Regions from separate parts of the Homo sapiens genome. Here region 1 is linked to region 2. The links are chromatin loops, found by intact Hi-C in ENCODE. Cell type or tissue: CD4-positive, alpha-beta T cell. All regions are shown on one strand. Links, peaks and the distances in the headings refer to the core of each region. The heading gives the core; the rest is flanking DNA.

Region 1 (8,454 bases), core at 1-5,000, 590 kb before region 2:
TAAAAAATTTTAAAATAAATAAATGGTATCTCTAATTTTTTCCTACTTAATGTTCAAGAGACTACAACTATAGTTTACTTCTGCCTCATAGTTATAAAATTTTTCCTTTTACTTCCCGAGATTCAGGATAAACTAGCGTCTTTCCATCTTTCTTCTTCTTTTCCTCAAAGCCTGTCAAAGGGATTGCCCTCATTATATTTTGGTGGAAATTTTTGTTAGTGCCTTGCTTATACTTATTTACCCCTTGGTATTGGACTGTACCCAGTCCAATTCAATCTCCTGAAATCAATATATAATATCTCAAAACCATGGAATCCTTATCTGCACCACTTATTTGACAATCAGTCAAGTGCTGCCTTGCAATCGCTCTCGTACTTTTGTCTTAAACTATTATTATGACTAAGCACTTCACAGCTTTATAGCATGTCTCCCAACAATACTGTAAGTCCCTCTAGGATTTCATCATTTTGGGGTCCCTTTATAGCTTTCCCACAGGAAAGCAAATAACTAAGAAGGTAAAAAAAATCATTAAAAATTGAATGCATAAATGTGTGTTAGGCATTCAATACAGATTGGATCTGTTTAATTTTTGGCCAGTGTTGAAAGAGTCCATAGCATTTTGCCTGAATTTAAGAATGACCAAGGCAAATAAATAAAATTTTAAACAAAATTATTTAAGGCAGGGGCAAGACTTATCTGGAGTGTCAATAAATTTAAGGCAGGGAGCAAGACTTATCTGGAGTAAATTAAGATCACCAAATAGAATAAAGGCACATACAGATAATTTGGCTGTATCTGTTGGTACCCATGAAAAGAAGAGCACTTATATAACTGGGAGGAAATGATTTCTATCAAGACACTGCCCTGAAAGTGTCTCAAAAACCCAAAGATTCTACGAGCACTGCTAAGAGGAGCACCTAAGATTCTGAGGCCTTTGTCTTAATTTTACCTTGATCTCTATAGAGCAATGAAATGAGCTCTGGATCAGAGATCAAGAGACCTTGATTTTCTTTTCAAGACCAGTTATAACTTACATGTTTTTCTTGGCCAAGACACTAACGTCTCTGAACCTTAGTTTTTCTCATATAATTGAGATTCTACTTCTTAATTCACCTACCTCATATGCATGTTGTAATCAAATTGAGTTGTATATGATGACACTTCAGAAGAGTTTAAAGAAAAACACACTTGTGAAATATTAACATTATTATCTCAGGCTGTTTGGCTAATTTTCTTGAGAATTGGCTTTTCACCTCACTGGCCATCCTCAATGTGATGATAGGGCAGTGATTGGTTGAGCATTTAATAAAACTTTGATGTTATTTACCCTTGTAAAATCATGTCATTTCTTGCTGAAAAAGGCAGTGTAGAGAAAAATAGAATTCTACCCAGTCAATGTTTTTTTTCTCTCCAGACCTTTTCCAAGGATAATCAAGTGTTAACTTCTTATTTTTATATCCAAAAAAATTATTAAGTATCCACCATGTGCCAATATTGTACTAGGTATTGAGATAAGATGAATAAATGTATTATGTGTTAGGAAAGACCCATAAACATGTCAACCTAATTCCTTAAAATGCAAATCACGGTCAAAACAGCAAGGCAGCTGCAAGATGCAAGGAAGAGAGAACAGAACATAGTTTTGAAGTCAGGCCTGATATTTACAGTCCCAATACTATGTGATAAGAACCATTCTTCAGATATGCATATGCAGTGTCAGCGGCATAAAGGAGGATGGAGAGCTGAGGCTGTCTTCCCAGGCCTATCTCAGACATCCATGTCAACCAGGCACACATCTAGGACATTTAGTATTGAACACCACCACCTCCTCCCCCATAAAAGTGGGGTGGAGGGCTATATCCCATCACTCCCCCAACCACAACAACATCTCAGGAAAACCGGCACTTCAAGGGCAGGGACCAACGCGATGGGCTTTGTTTCAGCACCAAGGACAGAGACACGCAGCAGCAGCTTCTCTAGTTTTAGAAGTTGACCACGGCTTGGGGACGGAATTTAAGATTGCATCAGTAAGTTTAACCTAAAGTTTATTTTACTGGTGTTTGTTTAGTCATATACCTTAAGCAGTGTGTCTCACGCTGACATTCTGCGGTCCTACTGACCTGGATCTTGAGATGCAGGAACTATGTGCTTAGTGGCCATTGCCCATGTTAGGACTGACATTCTTGTTCATCTACAGCCCAGTTGCCTGGCTGTATGCCTACTGTTTAAAACCCATCTGTCTGCATCAAAAATTGCCTCTCCATGTCATGGTTTATTACTTTCTCTTCCACTTACAAATCACATTTACAGGGGTTAATCCAGATGAATCTTATCAATACCGTAGAACTCAATTCATCCCTGAGGCCAGGGGATAGATTCGATACCTGGATTATGGTTTACACTGGCCTGACTAGGCAAGGATTAATTAAATCAACAGAGAAAGGTGAGAGAGGGCACAGGGTTGGTGAGCACTCTTCCGTGAGAGGTTTTGTTATAGACTGTGAATTCCTTGAGGACAGGGACTAAATATTTTTACTACTCTGTTTCAAGTATCTGGCACATTGTATCATCATTTAAGTGCCTGTTAAATAAACGAATAGTTATAACATGTACCTTGGAACCTCCATATAATTTTTTTTTTTTTTTTGAGATGGAGTCTTGCTCTGTCGCCCAGGCTGGAGTGCAGTGGCATGATCTCGGCTCACTGCAACTTCTGCCTCCCAGGTTCAAGCGATTCTCCTGCCTCAGCCTCCAGAGTAGCTGGAAATACAGGTATGCACCACCACTCCCGCCTATTTTTTTTTTTTTTTTTTGTATTTTTAGCAGAGATGGGGTTTCACCTTGTTGGCCAGGCTGATATCGACCCCATATAATTTTGATTTGATTAGAATCTGATGTGGCCCTACCTTCAAGGAACTCACAATCTAATAAGATAAACAGAGTCATAATTACATAAGTATAAAACAAGATGGTTGTAAAATACAGAGCTATGCACAGACTGTATGGAGTATAGTATACACCCAGAATGGGGGTACCAGACAAAGGAGAATTTAAATTAAGTGGGAAAAACACTGACTTTGAAATCAGGCAAATTCCTACCTATGTGGCTTAGAAAAAGTAAATTAATTTCTGGTTTCCATTATATTTAAGATGGTCATTTACCATCATCTTGATGGTCAAACCATTTCCTAATCCCTGTGTTCCCAAAGGAATCAGATCACTTCATTCTCTTCAAACCAATAAAACTGACAAGTGTTTTCTGGTTCCCAGCTTATATCTGCCCTGGGTCACTGGGATTTAACCAGATGAAGAAGAGTCTCTAACTCAGCTTCTTCATCATGCCCCATGACTGCTGTTCTGATTATTGACTCTGCTTCCTGGTATGGTCCAGGAGTCAGGAAACTTGCATTCTGCTTCTGGTTCTACCAATGCTTGCTGTGAACCCTTGGACAATGCAGTCTCCACTCCACTTTCCTGCGTATTCTCCATTACTCCTTAGGTGCTCTGGGAACCATACAAACCAGACCAGCTATTCTTTGTTCATGCCCCATGCTTTCTCACCTTCGTGTCCTACTCATGTGGTTCTTCCCAACTGTGGAAGACTTCCCCATCCCAAGCCCCACATGTGGGAATCCAAACCATTCTTCAAAACTCATTGAAAACAGCCTTAAATTTTCCTCACTCACCTCCCTTGGCCCTTACTCTTTGCTCCTCTCTGCTCCATAACATAGTGATTCTCAATCCTGGCTGCCCATCAGAATTTCATGAGGAAATTATAAAAACACCAGTGCCTGGATCTCATCTCATACTAGTTAAATCTGCACCTCTGGTAGTGGGATCAGTATTTCGCTGAAGCATCCCAAGGTGATTCTAACGGGCAGCCAGGGCTGAAGACTTTGCTGCACTTCTTACTATAGCTGCATTTCTCCTATAGTGTTTGACAGCAAATCATACGCTCCTTCATGACAGAGACCTCTCACTCATTTCCTGATTCTACAACAGTGCCTTGCCCAGAGTGAGTGCTTAATAAGTAATTGTTGAATTGAATTATACTGGGGTGAGTTGATCACCATTGGAATAAAAACATTTCAGCACGGGGCCCAAATCAGCAACTAATCAGCAAGACAGATATGGACAACCCACTTCTTTTGTCCTCATGGCAAGGAGGAGAACACTTGGCTTTCTTTCCCCACAACCACTTTTCTCTCTTCCTCTCTGCTCACTTATACCCCTTGCTTCTCTCCAAAAGGAGGGAAAGCTATTATCCTAATCCATCAAGTAGAATGCTTTTTCCCATGGGCAGAGACACTGTGTGTTTAAAGGCCAAACCCCATGTTCTGCTCCCCTTTTGCTTGCCTTTCCTTCATGCACCTAGGAGACATGTTGCAGCCAGATCTGGCACCTTAGGCAGGTCAGATGTCCTCTCTCTTTCTTTCTCTCTCTCTCTCTCTCTCTCTCCACCTTCTGACATTTCTTTCTTTAAAGAGCTGGCCAGAGGGTAGAGCTATCCTAAGGTTTAGATTCACAGTTTAAGAAGATATTGGAGGCTCATTTGAGGCAAAAGTCACATTCTCGATTTCAGATTTACAAGAAAGACCCATACTGACTCTAACCATCTTGTGACACTTTGAGTCCTATATGGCTACTATTTCTTGGGTATTTCTCCCTGCATACTGTCAGAGGGAAAGATGATTGGAAAAACTCACAATGCTCAGCACAAGAATGCTTACATATTACTATGATGTGTTAATTTCCTAGGGCTACCATAAGAAAGTACCACAAACTGGGTGCCTTAGAACAACATAAATCTATTGTCTCATAGTTCTGGAGGCTAGAAGTCTGAAATCAATGTGTTGACAGAGCCATGCTCTCTTTGAAGGTGCTAGGGAAGGATCTGTATCAGGCTTCTCTCTTAGCTTCTGGTAGCCTCAGGCATTCCTTGGCTTGTAAATGCATCATTCTGGTTCTCCTCCATCTGCACATGGTGTGCTCCCTTTGTCTTCACATCCCCTTCCTTCTGTGCATGTCTCTCTCTGTCCAAATCTCTCATTTTCATAAAATACCACTCATGGTGGACTAGGATCCACTATCATAACCTCATTTTAACTTGATTGCCTCTGTTGAGATCCTGTTAACAAATAAGATCACAATCTGAGGAAGGTACTGGCATATTTTTTGTGGAGGAACACAATTCAACCCATAACAAAGGCCAGTTACCCACTTCCTTATATTAGTACAGAAATGACCAAAATACCTTTAGTAATTGGCTGAAGAATGATTTCAAAGCTCTTTCCTTCTATGCATTTGTGTCATTGTTAGTAAACATGCATTTGCTTCTTTCTCTTGTATCCATCCACAGTGTTCCTGAATATCAAAATCTCAGGGTTCCTCAGAGACCATCTGTCCCAACCACCTATCCCTGGCTGGTTTATCTCCCTCATGACATCCAAGGCCTGTAGCCAGGCTCTGCATACACTCCCATACCAGGAAACTTGATGAGGCCTATTCTTTCTATAATCAGATCTGCCCACGAAAAAGTTATCCAAATACTGAATCAAATTCTCCCAAATTTTCCCCCAAAGACTCAGGTGGAACTAGTCTTGGGTTACACAGAAGGCCTTCAGGTATTTCAAGGGCAGGAGGGTGGCCACATGTCCTATATGTTCTCTACCTAGTTTCCTCTGCTCAGCCTAGCACATGAGACCTGAAACATGACCTGTGCATCGTGGAGTGGAACTGAAACCACATTTACAAAATTATAACTGAGGAAATTATGACAGTGAAAGAAATCAGACCTAACAAGCTCTATCTTCTAACTGTTAAGCTGTCCTTGCTCATTCCTGGGTGTAGACGGAACTAACTTTGGGGATGGATTCAGTTCACAGCTTGACTTAGAAACAACATTGATAACAGCCCTTTCCTGAAAAGGCCATCTTCTTGCCTCAGGACCAGTCTGCCTTTGCAGGACTAACAAATTAGCTACAAGATTAGAAATTACAGTTTACGGGTTGTGCAGCCCCTGGCTGCAAGACTCTGAACCTCCCCAAGTTGCTTTTGGGAATAACATCACTATTGTAAAACCTAAGATCAGTGCTTGAGATATTTTGCAGACCCTACATTCATGGATCAGCTGACACCACCCAGAACGGTAATCTGGCTCAACCAGTTCTGCCAACCCACTCAGGAACAGAAGACACCAAGAAAAACTCACTTCAACCCCCTATGATTCCATCTCCAACCTGACCAATCAGCATTCCCCACTTCCCAAGCCTCTGCCCGCCAAATTATCTTTAAAAACTCTGATCCCCGAAAGCTCAGGGAGACTGATTTGAGTAATAATAAAATTCACATCTCCCACACAGCCGGTTCTGCATGAATTACTCTTTCTTCATTGCAATTCCCCTGTCTTGATAAATTGGTTCTGTCTAGGTAGCTGGCAAGGTGAACCCATTGGGCAGTTACAGAACAGCCACATCATATCAACAAGTTTCTGTGAACATAGTCTGAGATTATATTACTCTCACTTGCCTAGTCTGACTTTTCTTCTGCACAGTTATCTTCTCTTCCTATTTGAGTACACTTGATTAATTATGTATCATGATTAATTCATGTACTCAACATTTACTGATCTCAATAAGAACTTTTTTAGGTGCTTTTATTATCTTAATACTCACAGAAGGTCTGGGAGGTAGACTCATTTTTTGGTCCTACTTTACTGATCGGAAAACTGAGGTATAGGAAGACTGTTCGGTCACAGACCTGTGGGCAGCAGAGCCCAGCTTTGAGTCTATGTCTTTTGATTCCAAGCCAAGTGCACTTTTCATTACATTGTGCCACTACATCAAAATTACTCTTTATAAACCCTCAGTTTGTTATGTCAATGAATTGGGCGCAGTACAAAGCAAGCAGCCAGCCCTATTACACTTTTGGCTATGTCTACAATGCATAAGTGAGAAATACAGTCAACACTTGGACACAGGAAGGGGAACATCACACACTGGGGCCTGTCATGGGGTGGGGGGAGGGGGGAGGGATAGCATTAGGAGATATACCTAATGTAAATGATGATTTAATGGGTGCAGCACACCAACATGGCACATGTATACATATGTAACAAACCTGCACGTTGTGCACATGTACCCTAGAACTTAAAGTATAATAATAAAAAAAAAGGTTAAAAAAAAAAAAAGATTCAGGGCCCAAGTGATCTTTACCTTTCAGCTATATCTTGTCCATTGTTTAGATTCAGTGAATAGTGTTCACATCTGGAAACTTAAGATGCTAGGCCACTTTGCAGTGATATGAGCATTTACAGGTCATCCATTCCTTCTATGTTTGTGTTTCATTTGTATACTTAACTCCATGAGTTGGTAGGATGTGTGAATTTTAAGCCCTTGGGATGCAGATACAAGACATAAATGATATATTACTACCATTAATTGTTTAAAATATGGCGGGCACTATACTCAATCCTTTTCAATTAAAAACTTATTTAATCCAGCCAGGCGTGGTGGCTCACGCCTGTAATCCCAGCACTTTGGGAGGCCGAGGTGGGCGGATCACCTGAGGTCGGGAGTTCGAGACCAGCCTGACCCACATGGAGCAACCTCATCTCTACTAAAAATACAAAATTAGCTGGGGTTTGGTGGCACATGCCTATAATCCCAGCTACTTGGGAAGGCTGAGGCAGGAGAATTGCTTAAATCTGGGAGGCTGAGATTGCGGTGAGCTGAGACTGTGCCGTTGCAATCCAGCCTGGGCAATAAGAGCAAAACTCCGTCTCAAAAAAAAAAAATAAATAAACAAAATAAACAAACAAACAAAAAAAGCTTATTTAATCCTTACAACAACCCTATGAAATGGTACTGTTATCATTCTTATTGAAACTATGAGGAAACTGGGACTTAATGGGGCTAAACAAATGTCATGTCCTAAACTGATTAAATTATGGCACAGCAGTATCCCATATGCTAGTTAAAAAGAAAAAATATCTTCATGTACTGACACTGAAAGATATATAGGATATAGTAATAGGAAAAAGCAAGTTCAGTAATAATAGTAATAGTAACAATAGACAGCATATGACCACTTGAGAAAAATGTTTTTTATTTTACAGTATTCATTTTTTTAAATACTGGATGAATATATATATCAAGCCATCAACAGTGGCTATCCTGGGATGGGAATAGAAATTTTAGGTAGGGAACTTTTTAACTTTTATGTTAAATATTTTTATAATTTTTTAATATTTTCATTCTAAGGTGTGTTACATTTTTAGTCAAAAAAGGAGTTTTAAATTTATTTTTTAATTTACCTAAAAAATTTTAATTGACACATTGTAATTGTGCATATTTATGGGGTAAAATTTGATGTTTTTATATTATACATATATATGTTGTATGATGATCAAATTAGGGTATTTAACATGATAAATCACATATTTATCATTTCTTT
Region 2 (8,566 bases), core at 1-5,000:
AATGACAACACAGCACATAGGCCATAATTCTTGAGTCCCATCTCTGTGGCAACCACCATGCTGAGCACCAAACAGATATTAGCTCCTTTAATCCCGCCAGTAATTATATCAGGTAGATACCACTGTTACTCCCATTTTACAAATGAAGACATGGAAGCTGAGAGGGATAATTACCTATATTTCATTGAATCTAGGATCCTTTGATGCTGGCACTTTCTTGAACTTACCAGAAAGGGTTCATCAAAGTTTCCCACCCAACTAGGGTGAGCTGCCATAGACCCACAGCCATTTTGAAACAGCTATTGATTGCATGTCATGTCCTGATTTTAAGATGTGGCAATGTGCAAAAATACACATTTTGGAATTGATGAAATAAGGCAAGTCATCCAAAGCCCCTGGATCTGCACTGACAGACTGACCCTGGAGCCTGACTCTCAACCTCAATGCTATCATGGGTTTTAGAGCCAGGAAAACCTAAAGTCCTGCTCTGCCATTTATGAGATGTTGGTCTTTGGGAAAGTACATAACCCCTCTTGGTTTTACCTTCTAGACCTGAAAAGATAGGGATGAAGGATGCTACACCTCGTAGGGTTGTCATGAGTATAAAATGAGGTAACAAAAGAGTTATGCTCAACTCAGGCCAGGCCCTCAGGGGCATGCCATCAACCAGTGCCAGCTACCACCTTCATGTGAGAACATGTGGGAAATGGGCTTAGCCAGGAATCAAGGCATACTCACCCACATCCCACAACGCCCTGGAGCTGGGTGGGACATGCACGTGCAAGCCCAAGGACACAGTGGGCTGACAGGGGATACTGGGGCTCAGTTCTCCGACTTCTACTCCCCTTTTGGCCTGGAAGGAGAATAGAGCCCAGCGACTTCTATGAACTAGAGGTACTGCTGAAATATGGGATTTTAAAATATGGCATTTAAAATATTTTTAAATCTCTTTCCCTCCTTCTTTTCCTTTACTTCTTTCAACAAATATTTGCTGAACATTATGTTCTAGGCCCTGTTCTAGTACAACAGAGAACAGAGCAAATAATGTCCCTGCTCCATTGGATTTATTTCTAGTGCAGAGGGACAAATAGAAATCAGACAAATATATAATTTATAGTGTACATATAAACATACACTATATCTGATAGTATATATATCAAATAAACACATACAATATAGAGTATGAGGGGATGGAGCACAGCAGGGATGCTACAACAGAGATGGGGGTAAGGACGTATGCTCCGATAAGGTGACATAAAGACTTCAACGGAGTGAGAGAGTGGGCCATGTGGATGTCCTGGGAAAGCATTCAGAGCAGAGGGAACAGAAAGTGCAAATGTCCTGAGGCAGGACCTGCATGCCTGGTGAGTACAAGGAACAGACAGACGGCCATGTGCCTAGAGCACCCTGAACAATGGAAGAGTGGGAGGTGCTGGGCTAGGAAGACAGTGAGTGTCCAGAACAGGCAGGACTCAAGGAGCATGGAAAGGAGTTGGGGTTTTCTTTCAAGGCTAATGGGAAGCTGTTGGAGGTTTTCAAGCAGAGGAGTAATGTGACCTGACTATTTTTATTTTTATTTTATTTTATTTTTATTTATTTATTTTTTTGAGATGGAGTCTTGCTTTGTCGCCCAGGCTGGAGTGCAGTGGCGCAATCTCGGCTCACTGCAACCTCCACCTCCCGGGTTCAAGAGATTCTCCTGCCTCAGCCTCCTGAGTAGCTGGGATTACAGGCGCATGCCAGCACACCCGGCTAATTTTTGTATTTTTAGTAGAGACAGGGTTTCACCATGTTGGCAAGGATGGTCTGGATCTCCTGACCTCGTGATTTACCTCCCTCGGCCTCCCAAAATGCTGGGATTACAGGTGTCAGCCACCACACCTGGCCTGACCTGACTGTTTTTATAGGGATCAATGGCTGCTGGTAGGACAAGTGAAGAAACAGGGAGGGTAGGTAAGCGATGATGGTGATATGGATCAGGCTGTTGGATGAGACTTGAGATTTGAAGAGAAAGGGAAATGAGGACGTGAGGTGCTGAAGGGCACACCAGGTCTCAGACAGATAAAGGACCTGTGAGAGTATACCAATTTGGAAAAAGAAAAATTTTACAAACCAGATGTGCAAATAAAAGTCCAGGAATAACTAGTGAAAGCCTCATTCCCTTCTTTCCTCATTCATGGGGGGACCACCATGGGGACAGATGAGTCCTCACAGCATCTGCCAAAATAATCTGACCTGGATTTTCTTAAAACCACTATTTTCTGTTGTCTTAGAAAGAGACAGAGGGAACCAAGGGTGTTCAATTACCTGAGTTACCAAACGGACTGCTGAAGAGCTCTTGAAGGAATAGTGATCAGAAACCCTTAATTACAGTCCCAACATGATGTCTCTTTCCTGAAAATGAGAAGGGTTTGTGTCTCTTTTCTCATCAGCCTCCAGTGCAGCTTTGTAGAGGGCTGGGCAGAAAAGCATCCTATTGGGACAAGCCACAGGTGACCCACTGTGCTTACATGTGTTATTTATCCTCCCAACAACTTACGATAAAATACAATTCTTATCTTCAAGACAAAGAAGCCTCTATCATGTACAAGATTACCCAGCCATAAAATGGAAGAGCGGGGATTCAGACTGTCATCTACCAAACTGTAGCTATATTCTTTTTGACATACTGGTATGTTCCAATCTTTTGCATGTCATGACACAGAAAATAACACTATCATGGCACACTGGGGTACACGGAGGAGGCGCCACCATGCTAGGCCATCCCAGGCTACTCCAAGGGATGAGGGCATCATTATTTCTGGGCCACATGCTACCCATCTGTGGCACTGGTTGGGAAGTTCTGCAGTGCACCATGCAGCCTTGCAAAATGATACATTCAGGAAGTCAACAGTGGACTGAGCTCATCTACCACCATTTCTCCCAGAGAGCAGGATCTTCCTCACTTGACCAAGTTCTCTTCCAAAACTCACAATATAAAGCAATTTGGGGAACTGGTCAAGGAGATTCCTTTCAGCTGTTATGTGGAGTCCCAAATTACTAGCAGGCAGATGGCCCCAGTGGTGTGGCAGGACCATGGACAGCGCCCACCGGGCTATTCTGCGAGCCAGCCCCAGGTTGCGCAGTACAGAACATCTGCTCTCCTTCCTTTAGACCTGGGCAAAGGAAGGGAGACCCATGTCCTCAATGAATACTCACTTGGCAGTACATTCTGGAACCACCCTATCGAGTGACTATTCATTCCTCTTGCAAGGTAGTTTTAGCAAACATTGCTTCTGCTCCATTTAGAGCTGGTGTGGGATTTAAAGCCTCAGGAACCCAGGAGTCTTATAATTAAAGAAAAATGTAACTGGCAGAATTTTGGGGTGTGGACCAGTGAATTCCACTTGCAAGCAAAATAGAAGGTGGTAAATTGGTGGGATGCAGAATCCAGCAGAAATTCTAATTGAACCACTAATTAGAAATGATGGCGTACAGTGACAGGCAACTTGTTATCTTCAAATAAACTGCTAGGTAGGCTCGGGAAGGCAGAGTGGCAGCTCAGTGGGACAACTGCAGCTAATGAGGTGACCCCAGGGCCTGTGAGCTGGGGTACTCACTCCTCTGCTCTATATGTGCCTCACTCCCACTCCACAAGAGGACATAGACTGGACAGGGCTTTGTGCCTCAACTCCCTAGTTAGGGACTCAGGCAGCCTAGAACTCACCTGACCCAGAATTATTCTCTAACAAAACATACCTGGTTCTGAACATGAGAGTAAGTGTATACAGTAATTCATATTGCATCTGAGCTTATGTTCTTACATGTGAATTTTCTGTACATATTGAACGTCTAACTATGTATTTTTTAAAAAAAACTGGATTTGCCCATAAATGAGCAATGTTTTAAGAATCACTCATGGGAGGAGGAGAAGGAAGAGAAAGAGAATTATCAAAGGACTTATCTCCACAAAATGGCTGCCTATGAAGCAAGGGTTTCTGGGAAGTCCTTTTCGTCCACTGCCAGTGAGGAGCATTAATACTTACATTCAGTTATCCACCTTCAGGAACTTCCCCACTGAGATCTCAGGTGGTTTGGAGATGATGGGCAGGCTAGGACAGCATGGGCCTGTTCTGGGGATGGCGATTTTTCAGAGAAAGAGAAGAGACAGAGAAGCTGGAGGAATCAGGTGCCATGTTTCCCAGAACGGCCACGGACACGTGTGGCAGAGTTTTGGAGTGAGGAGAAAGTGGGCTCTCTGTGGGAAAAGACCAGGAAGAAGCAAGTGGAATCTCCCCAAGCAGCCCTGCCAGCAGCTGCTGTAAATAACCTTGAAGTGTTAGTAGTTTTCTCTGGGGTCTGGGGCCTCACCAGAAACTGCTACAAATCCCTGGCATACACTCTTCAGCAGAGAAATCTGACCCACCAAGCTCCCATCAGCAAGTGGCCGTCCTTGATTCTGCATATGCAGAAATTCTCAGGGCAACATCCACCGGCTCTGACTCCTCTCACTGCTCTACACACGAACCCCTAGCTTAGACAGATTTTAAGGGAATGAGGTCAAGGGCAGTAGAGGTCAGGAAGAGAAGGGCAGGGAAAGGACAAGAAAGCACCAAGATGAAGCCTGGGATCTTTTTCTGTATTTCAACCCACCTGGAGCCAAATACCATGTTCCCCAAACCTTGGACGTTTGGTTATGTTTGTTTTCCACCAATTTCCAATTAGTACAGGCCGATTTCCCCTTTTCCCGGGGCACTAACTTAAAAAAACTGGACCCACAGCTCTAGACAATCTTGTTTGGGTAAATGCCTAGGTTGTCAGCATTTATTAAGAATGTATTGCGGAAAAGTATCACATAGAGGTTAGGAACATGAAGTTTGGACTGATAGAGTTCCAATTCTCTAGTTGCCACTCACCTGTGTGACCTTGAACAAATTATTTAACCTCTCTGAACCTTAAATTTTACAATCTGTAAACTGGAGATAGCAATATCTGTCTCCTGGGATTGTGGTGAAGATTAAATGAGATGGTCTGGGAATAAAGCACTTAGCACAGCACAGAAGCCTCAATAAGCAACTGGATATTATCAATTTGTGCCAAGCACAGTGTGAGCCACTGGAATCCAGAACAGCACTCACCCCTCCTAAAAGCATGCAAAGTAGGCATTTCCTTACATATCACTGCCCCACTTGAGTTTGGGATACTGCTCTAGCAATCACATCTACCTATGGCTCTGTGCTTCTGACCTCTGGCAGCCAGCAACATCATTCAGGGGAGGGAAACACAGGGGCTGAGGTGACAGGTTTTTTTTCCCCCATCCTGGTGCTCCAGATGTTTGGCTGTGAGGACTTCTTGTAGCTCAGCCTGGGAGCAAGTGATAACTCAGAGCTAGTTCTAGCAAAAAAGCTTAAATCCATCTTCCCCTTAAACTATTCTGCTGCTTATCTTAGCAGCTTTAAAGGGATTAATGATGAATTGTCCTGCTGCAGCAAACCTGGACAGAAAAGGAGTATAAAGGAAGGGAGGGTACACAGGCAGAAGGAACCTGTTTCTCTGGAATCTTCTCATCTCTGTTTCTGCCATCCTTGGAATTTGCTCCTGGATCCAATGGGGAGGGCATTGGCTACAGAATGAATGGTGAATGCAATGCACACACACACACACACACACACACACACACATTTCCAGTAGCAGATTGGAGTCCCCTGAGCCAGCATGGCTTCTTTCTTGCTGCACTGGGGATCCCCTTATTTCCTTCACTCTTAAGGCACACACATCTTAGCTCAGCACCAAATCTGGACATTTTATAGACGGAGAAAACTAGGGGCCCAGGGTCCTTCAGGAAAACAGGAATCACACACCTCACTTTCCTTTCCAGGAGAGGCCAGTCTCAGCTCTCCTGAACAGTTCTCTTGTAACTTTCAATTCTATTATGGATAGAATGGGTGGGGAGGAGGATGGTAAGACCTGAACAAAGAGAAGTGACCCCTGAAGTCCACCCAGCACGTGCTGCAGCTTGGGACCAGGCTACAGTCAGAAACAACCCCAAGGAGTCAAGGTCTGTGGTGCTGGAGTCACCCCAGAGCTGTTGCAGGTGGCCAAGGGCAGCCAGCAGACCCAGCACAGCTGAACCCCACCCCTACCCCAACACTAATCCTGCTCTTAAGCAGGCTTCCCAATTTAGGGTCTCATGGGGAGACTTGAGGGTTGGAAACAGGTCTATGTGAAGCTGAGTTACAGGTCCTTCTTAATCACATGGGAAGCACCGAACCTTCATGTGTCCCCACAACCCCTTTCATGATGGAGCAGAAGCAATGAGAGAAAGAATTGCCTCTGGTTAAGGCCCATAAGGGAAGGGATGGGGAACTAACATCTAATGAGCACCTGCTGTGTCTAGCACCTGGCTCAAAATAAGCCTGCAGAAATAATATCATAGGCATCCCTGTTTTACAACTGAGGAAACTCTGAGACTCCCGAGGTGAATTGACTTGCCCAAGGTCACCCCACTGGCACATGGCAGAACACTGGGCCCAGTTCTGACCACAATCACAGAGCCTTTCCTTACCCTCCCCTTCACCTCTCCCCATCTCCCTGCCCAGCCCAGCCTGGCCCTGCTCACCTTCCCAAGGAGTCAGAGCTCCAGGACCCTTGCTCAACAGCCAGAGCTCTGCTTAGCTCCTTCAGAGGACTTGCCCACCTCTGCCCAAAACACTTGGGCTCAGGCCATTCCTGCTCACGAGTCCTGCTAAAGAACTCCAATCAACTCACAAACAGCTGACACACGACTCTGTGTGTGACTCAGGCCAAACAAACTCACTCCAATCAGAGCTGGTGGGCACCATTTGCCTCCTGCACTGAGTCACCCTCCAGGCTGAGCTTCAGGGATTCGCTGAAACTCAACCACCTACTTAGCCACAGATGTTCCATTGGAGAAAAATCCGGCAGTGGAGCTAAAGCCTCTGACGGTCCTCGTGGATGAGCCATGGCCAAGGACAATCAGGTGTGACCTCAAAGCTCTTCCTGCCCAGGTGATGGGTCCGCCTCACAGAGCCATGGGATAATGTAAGCACAGAACGAGACACAAGAACTCCCCACTGTTAACCTCAACACACTCTGACCTTGTTCTCCAGACATCAGTGAGCGTGTCCAGCAAGGCCTTAACAGTTAGGCGCTAACTAAAGTTTTGGCCGAATTTTTTTGGAGCCATTACAGGATTGTCTTTGTTCCTGAAGTTCCTGTTAACAAGGACAATGCCCGGAAAAGAATCTTCCTCCTCATTACCACTTCCCTGTCTCCCCAACCCACCCCCATCTGCCTCAAGTTCACAGCTGAATTGCCCAAAGGTAGCTCTGGTTAGAAATCTCGTAATCCAAAAGGCCTGTTAAAGTATTTCTTAAAAAAAAAAAGGAAAGAGGAATGGCATCAAAAAATATTTTCTAAAGCCAACTTGACAGGGCCTAGGTCCTGTAAGGTGAATGGCCTTGGGATTTCTGAATTTGATTTCTGACAGGGCTGTCTGGGCTTTAAAAGGAAACATCACGCTTCTTTCCAAGGCAGCCGCGCCCCTGGGGAGCGGCCCACCCATAGTACTGCGAGCATCCAGCATCGCTTCAGAGCACGGCGCACACAGGCATAAATGCAGCAGAGGCCTCTCGACCCGCCAGGACGGCGCCCCCTCCAGATGGGCACCACACGCACGTCCCCTGTCTCAGCCATTCCGTTCCCCAGATGCGCTTCCCACGAGGGAGGAAGGGCTCTCTGCTAGCTCCGAATCCAGCGAGGACCAGCCCCAGGACTGAGAATTAAATATTCATCTCGGGCGTGACAGTTCTGCTTCGCTTGCCAATGTTACTGTCAAGGTCACAGGCCTGAGGCCGAGCGGCTGGGGCTGGGGTCTCCAGCTGCGTAAGAGGCTCCCAGTGGAACTGCGCCCTGGGCGCGCAGTTTCAAGCCGCGGATGGGCCGGACAGGCCCCCTCCGGTTCTCCGCGGGCGCTTGCCTCCGCAGCTAAGCCCAATTTCCTCCGGAGTTCTTGGGCCCTTCTGAGCACCAGAAGCTGAAGCCCGGTGTCCAACCCGTGCGTACGCCGCTGGGGACCCCGATGCGCGAAGGAGAGCGGGCCCCGGGGCTCCGTCGCCAGGCAACGGCGGCTGGAGCGGCGAGAGGAGCCCGGGACGAGCGCAGGGTCGGGCGGATGCGGGGGCAGCGCCGCCTCACACCTTGGTCCTCAGCCCTCCCTGGCTGGGGCGGGGCCAGAACAGGGAAAGTTGCAGTGGCCGGCCCGGTAAAGCCAGGCGGGGCGCGGCCAGCGACTCACCTGTCACGCGTGGGTAGTCGCGCAGACTCGGCCCGTGCACTCCGGCCGAGCAGCTGCGATCCCCGACGGGTCGCGGACGCACAGCTCCTCCCCCGGGCCACAGGCCCCCGGCTGGGGCTGGGGCGACCCGGAGCTGCGCGCCGGCGCACGCGACTCCGCTCGCTCCTCACTCCCTGCCTCACCACCAGTCCCAACCTGGCTCCCGCCCGCCGCGCGCTCGGGGCTCAGGGGAGCGGCGCGGGGACCCAGGTCCCACGGCGGAGAGAGCGC

The links. Hi-C counts contacts between places; a loop is a spot of excess contacts. Peaks named below come from ENCODE experiments on the same cell type or tissue, not always from the same donor. Only the 100,000 strongest peaks of a DNase experiment are listed, where the experiment ranks them.
Region 1: a loop joins it to region 2, with 4 times the contacts of the local background. A loop is called at or near these places in 2 of 110 quality-filtered maps.

What each region holds. Positions count from the first base shown.
Region 1 is chr1:110,740,362-110,748,815 of GRCh38, reverse strand. No RefSeq gene overlaps it. Among named protein-coding and RNA genes, the nearest start is that of KCNA3, 70 kb to the right of the region's middle. In CD4-positive, alpha-beta T cell, for the core only: no CTCF peak of the experiment used is centred there; a DNase peak (open chromatin) is centred at 1,945.
Region 2 is chr1:110,150,614-110,159,179 of GRCh38, reverse strand. SLC6A17 (solute carrier family 6 member 17) reads right to left here. Exons shown (of 12, transcript NM_001010898.4): 1 at 8,297-8,566. Among named protein-coding and RNA genes, the nearest start is that of SLC6A17, 4.4 kb to the right of the region's middle. RefSeq lists an enhancer at 6,719-7,013. In CD4-positive, alpha-beta T cell, for the core only: no CTCF peak of the experiment used is centred there; a DNase peak (open chromatin) is centred at 3,099; H3K27me3 peaks cover 2,260 bases.